Regions from separate parts of the Homo sapiens genome. Here region 1 is linked to region 2. The links are chromatin contacts, found by Hi-C or POLR2A ChIA-PET in ENCODE. All regions are on one chromosome and are shown on one strand. Each heading gives the region's core, a stretch centred on a gene start or an enhancer-like site at or near the end of the contact. The rest is flanking DNA. Distances are from core to core; before and after follow the strand shown. Region 1 overlaps SLC25A13 (solute carrier family 25 member 13). Region 2 overlaps SLC25A13 (solute carrier family 25 member 13).

Evidence for each region. Hi-C counts contacts between places; a loop is a spot of excess contacts on that map. ChIA-PET counts read pairs that join two places held with the same protein, here RNA polymerase II (POLR2A). Pooled maps may share reads with other maps.
Region 1: a map of vagina shows a loop between it and region 2 (2.4-fold over the local background). The contact joins two enhancer-like sites. A Hi-C loop is called at or near these places in 11 of 168 maps with a recorded cell type or tissue (A673, adrenal gland, endothelial cell of hepatic sinusoid and 5 more) and 5 of 50 pooled maps. POLR2A ChIA-PET finds 5 or more read pairs at or near these places in 1 of 52 experiments (CD8-positive, alpha-beta T cell).

Annotation. Positions count from the first base shown.
Region 1 is chr7:96,302,575-96,305,598 of GRCh38, reverse strand. All of the region lies in intron 1 of SLC25A13 (solute carrier family 25 member 13), which reads left to right. Among named protein-coding and RNA genes, the nearest start is that of SLC25A13, 18 kb to the left of the region's middle. Within about 2 kb of position 1,703, at least 8 of the 41 ENCODE cell types and tissues checked have a DNase peak (open chromatin) inside an H3K27ac peak, as active enhancers do.
Region 2 is chr7:96,235,524-96,238,798 of GRCh38, reverse strand. All of the region lies in intron 3 of SLC25A13 (solute carrier family 25 member 13), which reads left to right. Among named protein-coding and RNA genes, the nearest start is that of MIR591, 17 kb to the right of the region's middle. Within about 2 kb of position 1,923, at least 9 of the 41 ENCODE cell types and tissues checked have a DNase peak (open chromatin) inside an H3K27ac peak, as active enhancers do.

The DNA.
Region 1 (3,024 bases), core at 454-2,953, 67 kb before region 2:
ATAGCACAATCAGTTTTTATTCATTTAAGGAGCAGTAGTAATTTGACACTTGCTAATATGTAACAAATTATATTGGGCGTGGTAATTACAATTGCAGCTGGTTCCTAATTATACTGTAACCTTGATGCTTACAAAAATTGAGACTGAATTCAGCATAAAATACTGGAGAATAATATTCTGCACTAGGCATTTCTGCCTTCTACTGAGCCATGGGCATTTATGAATCATAATGCCAAATTAAAAAGAATTTATTTTAAATTGGTTACAATTACAATGTTGTCCAGTGTCTCCATTCTTAAAGGTAGCTTTAAAGTCCCCCTTTTTGCTTGCTAAACTCTGGGAATATCCTTCAGGTATTATAATTAGTGTCTAAATAACCTGAGCTCAGGGGTCATTTCTGGCTGTGTGATCTACTGGTATTCATTTAAGACTCTTTAGTACCTCAGCTTCTTTATTTGAAAAGTGGGGATATTACTCACTCTTCCCCTTAAAGAGTTTTAATGATACAGTATATAAATGAAATAAGATAAAAAGCCATTAGCATAATGCCTGGCATAGAGTTAAGGACCCAGTAAAAGTTAGCTGGTCATTGTTATCGTTATAATTAATAATAAGTGATCCGGCTCCAAAGACTGCCTCTGTGACCCTCAACTTTAGCAGAATTAGTGTATTAATTCTCCTGCCACTCTGCCTTATGATAGCATGTATCATCATACATTTTGTACCAACCACTTGTCGATAAGTCAGCTTTCCCTGCTTGGGGCAGGGTTTCTGATTTATTGGGTGTTTTCTCCTCGGTGCCTGGCGCTGGGCCTAGTACACTGCAGCTTTCCCATAGGTGATTGTGTTGCATGGATGAGCAAGTAGAGCATCACCATCTAAGGAGTGGTTGTTAGCTGGGGGGTGGGGTAGTTTGGCCCCCAAGAGGATTTCTTTTAGCAACCTCTGGAGACAGTTTCTTGGTTGTTGCAGCTTGTTGGGGAAGGGGTTGCTACTCCCATCTAGCAGGTAGAGGTCAGCTTAATAACAATAATAGTAAAATCCAGAACTAGTATGTTTCAGGCTCTTTTGGCATAACAGAACCCAGCTAAAACACCACCATTCATTCTTAACTGTTATACTCTGCCTCTTAATATCAGAATTTTAATGATGATGGCTTTCTAGTTTATGTTCTACAACAGAGCAGAGTGAAATCTAACATACATCACAACCTACTGAATCCTTCTGATAAACATCTCTAGTGCCTCTGAAATGACTCGCTGATGTAATTACCCAGTGGGTTAACATTTGTGGTGTCTGATACTTTATAAGTCAACTGTTGAGTGAAATGAAGTTTTGCCAGCTGATTACATAGAAATGTTGTGGTTTGAAGAATGCTTAACAGGGCATCTTGTCTTTGTACTAATTTATATTTCAGTAACTTTTCCCATAATGACTGCTCTTCATTTATTAGGTCGTAGGGAAACTGTAGGATGAAGGATGAGTGACTCAGTGGTTTCAATAAAAAATTATTTTCTTAAGTTTGAGATACCTTTTTCTTCTTCTCAAGTTAATGGTAACTGTGGTTTTAGGGAATTCCAAACTTTCTTTTGCAATTACTGATTGTATCAGTCAGGGCTCACTCGCAGAGAACAGAATCTACTCTAGCTGGTTTAAGCAGAGAGAGATTTATTACAGGATATTAAATGGCTTACACAATTTGTTGGGAAGGTAAAGAAACAGACTTGAGGTTGAGCTCTAAAGAATGACGTCTAGAGTCTCAAGCAGAGCAGGCCACCAAGACAGCAGTGACCTCCTGTGCAGTCACAATGCTGCCTGCCAAGTGGAGAGTGTTTCAGGACCATGTGGCCACTGACATGGGAGGGCAGGAGGTTGCCACAGGAAAACTAGACACTTCCAGCAATGGTGCGTGCTTGGCAGAAACAGCAGAAGGTGCCCCCCAACTCCCAAACATTTGCCAAATCTCACTCAATTTCATCTAATTGATGGCACATAGGCCGCATAGCAGCAAGGGAGTCTGGGAATTGTAGTTTCAGCCTTCTAGTGTCTTTAGTATAGGAAGATAAAGAAGGAGGGTGGGCCCCTGCTTCTAAGTGGTTAGGTTACACCCAAGAATACTTTTCTTTGGGATTCAGGGCCATCTACTGCACTATTTCCTCAGGTTCAAAAGACTATGCAGGACTGTTTCTCCTTCTCTCTCCGTTTCCTGCTTGTCACTGCATGCTTATTTACACCCACCCACCCACACACACACCCAGAAGCTTGCTTTTGATGAGCTACCTCTTTGAGTTTGTAGTTCTTATCTAAGGCAAATATTTACTTTATGATAGTAGAATTTTCAGTGTAAGTCTGTGCTTGTCTTGGCTTTCAGATGTTTCAGGTTTGGGAGGGTGACTGGGGAAGTATTGCTGAGGAAGGGCTGTGCTGTACAGTTGGTGACGTAGCAGCTGAGGTTGGGCCTCGGGTCCTAACGCAGTTGTTCTCAGTCCACCCACACATGGTAATTTCTTGAGGGAGCTCTAAAGATATCCATTCTAGAAATTTTCATTTGATTGACCTTTGGTATGGTTTGGGTTTTGTAAAACCTAAAAGCACCTCAGGGGACTTGAATATGCAGCGAGGACTGAGAACCTACATCTTATAATCCGTACATTAAAATTGGACATTATCTAAAGCTGTGGTTCTTAAACTTTAACTGCATCAGGGTCACCTGGAGGGCTTGTTAAATCATAGGGGATTGCTGGGCCTCACCCAGTTTCTGATTCTTTGGGTCTGGGATGGGTGTGATAATTTGTATTTTTAAAAGTTCCCAGGTGATGCTGATGGTCTCCACACTTTGAGAACCATTGGTCTGAAGAGAGTTGCCTATTTTCATTGTAAATGTCAGATTTTTACTGACCTGAAAGACTTTATTCTATATTCAGCACTTCCAGAGAATCTACTTTGTTTCCTGATCTTTGCCAGAGTTGGGGTTGATCTGAGGAGTAAGGTGCCCTCACAGAGATGGTGGTCTCACATCTCTAC
Region 2 (3,275 bases), core at 674-3,173:
GGCCTCAACAAACTGCCAGCAAGTTCCCCTGGAGAGCAGCACTGTGTGGCTGCGTGGCTGTGGGTGCCTGCTCAGCAGGGTTGGGGGATGTGAGGAGGCGTGGCGACTGGGAAGCAAAGGGCCAGAAACACATTTGTCTTCTGTCCGGCTTCAGAAGTCTATAGTGTGGCGGGCCTGTCGGTGAATTCCTCAAGGTCTTCTTTTATTACAGCATGTCTTAAAAGGAAAAGGAAAAGGAAACATCTCTAAATGAAATGCTTGTGGGCACTTTTATTCACAGCTTTAAGTAACCTTTCTTTAAAAACTGCCAGATCTGTGTTTCCAATCTTGGCCTCTATATTAGTTTCCTCAGGCTGCTGTAACAAAGTACTCTACCGCAAACTGGGAAGCTTTAAAAAAAAAAACAAATTAGTTGTCCTAAGTTCTGGAGGCTAGACATCCAAGGTGGAGGTTCAGCAGGGTTGGTTTCTTCTGAGGGCTGTAAGGGAGAATCTGTTCCGTGCTTCTTTCCTGTCTTCTGGTGGTGGGCGGGCAACCTTTGGTGTTCCTTGGCTTGAAGAAGCGTCACCCTGATCTCTATGTTCATCTTTACTTGGTTTTCTCCTTGTGTGCATGTCTGTTTTTAAATTTCCCTGTTTTATAAAAAAGACTCCAGTCATATTGGATTAGGTGCCTGCCCTACTCCACTATGATCTCATCTTAACTAGTTCCATTTGCAGCTACCCTATTTCCAAATAAAGTCACATTCTGAGGTTCTAGGGGTTGGGATTTTTGGGGACGGGGGACACAGTTCTGCCCATACCAGCATCTCTCTTGAGTCCATTGGGTCTCTTTTGGCTTCTGGCTGGACACTGTACTACATGTCCCACTGTTACCTCAAACACAGTCACAGTTGGTTACATTCTCCCACAGGTCCCTTCTTTCCAATTTTTACCTTTTTTTCTTTTTTCTTGTTTATCTTTGGTGGTGGTATCATCATCCCACTCAGTTATCCAAGTTGGAAATGTTGGGAACATCCTGGCCTGTTTCCTTGGCCTTGGCCTCCAACATCCAGTCCTAACCACATTTTATAATTTCTGCCTCTGCTGTGTTTCTCTAGCCTTTCTTCTGCTTCCATTCCTAGGGCCCCCACTCAGGTTTAGAACCCTGTGATCCCTGGCTGCCAGGCTGTCTCCCACATCTCATCTCTCCTTTAAATTCATCTTCCACACCAGTTCTTTTTCTAAAACAAAGTTTTGAATGTGACATTTCTTAATCCAGAAACTGAGTGATTTTTAACTGTCTGAAAAAAAAGTCAAGATTCTGTTGCTTGGCCCTTAAGGTCCACCCTAGGTGGCTGGCATCTCGCTCTTGCCAGTCTTTTGCTCCTCATGACCTGCTAGATGGAGAATTGGTAACTCCTACATGCTTCTCCAAATACAGCACATCCATTTGTTTTCATCTCTGTACTTTGCTTCCCCAGTGTAGAATGTCCTCTCTCTACCCTTCCCTCCTCTCTCCATTGTCACCAAACCAAAGTCGGTCCATTTGCCTGCACAAAATGGAAAGCCAAACACAAAGCACCAGTTTTTTGCAGCAAGAAAGTTTATTGCCAGGCAACTGAGTAAGGGGAGAGGAGTCACACTCAAGTTTGACTTTCTCTACCAGCCTTACAGCCATAGATTTAAGGGAGGGCTTCTGAGTGTGGAGTTTAGGTGGTGAACAGTGATTAGTGATTGGCTGAAAGGAAAGGGGGTTTGGAAAGTGTCTTGGGCATGCTGTTGCCCTTCCATGCTGCTTCATGGGTTGCACCTTTGGACAGTGGTGGCATTAGCTTGAACTGAGGGTGAGTTTTTGGCCCTCTAACGTCAAAAGGTTACTCAACAGGAGAAGAAGTCTATTCTGCCCAGACTCCAGTCAGCTATGTTGGTTCCAACCAGCCTCAGTCTGTCAGCCAATTTTGTGGCAAACAGAGAGAACTGTAACAAATGGTTTTCTTCTCTGCTGTCCTGCAAGACAAGCTTAATAAATTTTTGTTAGTTACCAAATTCTTTAATCCTGTGGGGCATGGTTTCACCATCTTCCCACAGCAGTTGGAATTCTACCCAGGTTAAATGGAAGCCAGGAGACCTGGTTTTCAGGCCAAAATGTCAGAAGCCAGTTGTTTTGCCTAACCCAGGTCATTAACTTTTTCCAGTTTCCGTTTCCTCACAAGTAAAATGAGGAGGTTGAAGTAGATAATCCCTAAGATCTTCTCAGCTTTAAAATTTGTTCTTCAAATACCATGCCGCCATGAAGCAGTCCCCAACTCTTCCAGGCAGAATAATTCACCCCTTTTATGCCCCTTAGTGCTTTACTTTTTCTTTTACAGTTAACTCTTAATTTCTAGTGGTTATGTGTGCTCATGACTATCTCCCCTTCCTCCAAACAGCTGGTGGTAAGCTCCTGGAGTTCAGCCAGGAATGCTTGACTCATATTTGCCCCCCTTCTTGCCTCCTACGCAGAGTCTCGGTGAGAGAGACCTTAGTAGAGGATAAAATGTCCTTGGGAAGTACTCCCCTGTAACACATGCTCTTCCTGAGTGTTCCCAGGCATTGAGAAGCATGTGTTTTGGATGGTTAATGATACAGAGATGCTATATTGAACACACTGCGTTTTTCCTTTCTTTGTAGCATTATTGTAATTGGGTGACATTCTGGGAAACAGCTAAGTTCACTTTGTAACAGTTTTTATAAAAATGTGTTCTCTCTATAGGATGTTTAGAAGTAACTAAGTTTTCTGTAAAATATATGAAAACCATTCCTATTTTCTTCCTCCTTCCATATCCTCCGGAAACTTGGAGTATCTCAATGTATCATTAAAGTATTTGGATACTTAAAATAGCAGTTGTTAAAAAATAAAATCTAGGAAAGCTTTTATGGACCCATTTCCTCTTTGGAAGTCAAAACGTCCTTGGCCTCTCATGTTCTTCCTAAAGCTTAGATTTGACCCACATTTTGACCTTCGGAAAGTTAAAGTCACTCCTTTTTCCTAGAGAAGAATGACCAGGCCCTTTTCTTTCTTCAAGGCCACCTCTGGTCCTATATTTCTAATCTTATTTTACATTGTTCTTTTATGCACTCCACTGTCCAGACAAAATCTGTCACTCATCAGTTTCCCTGTACACTCCTTAGCTTTCTTGCATTAGCCTTCTGCCTGAAGTGCCCTCTAGTCTACACCCATTACCGCATATCCAAGTTGTACTCATTTTTTAAGGCCTAGCTCAAATGCCATTTCTGCCACAAAGACTTTTATTA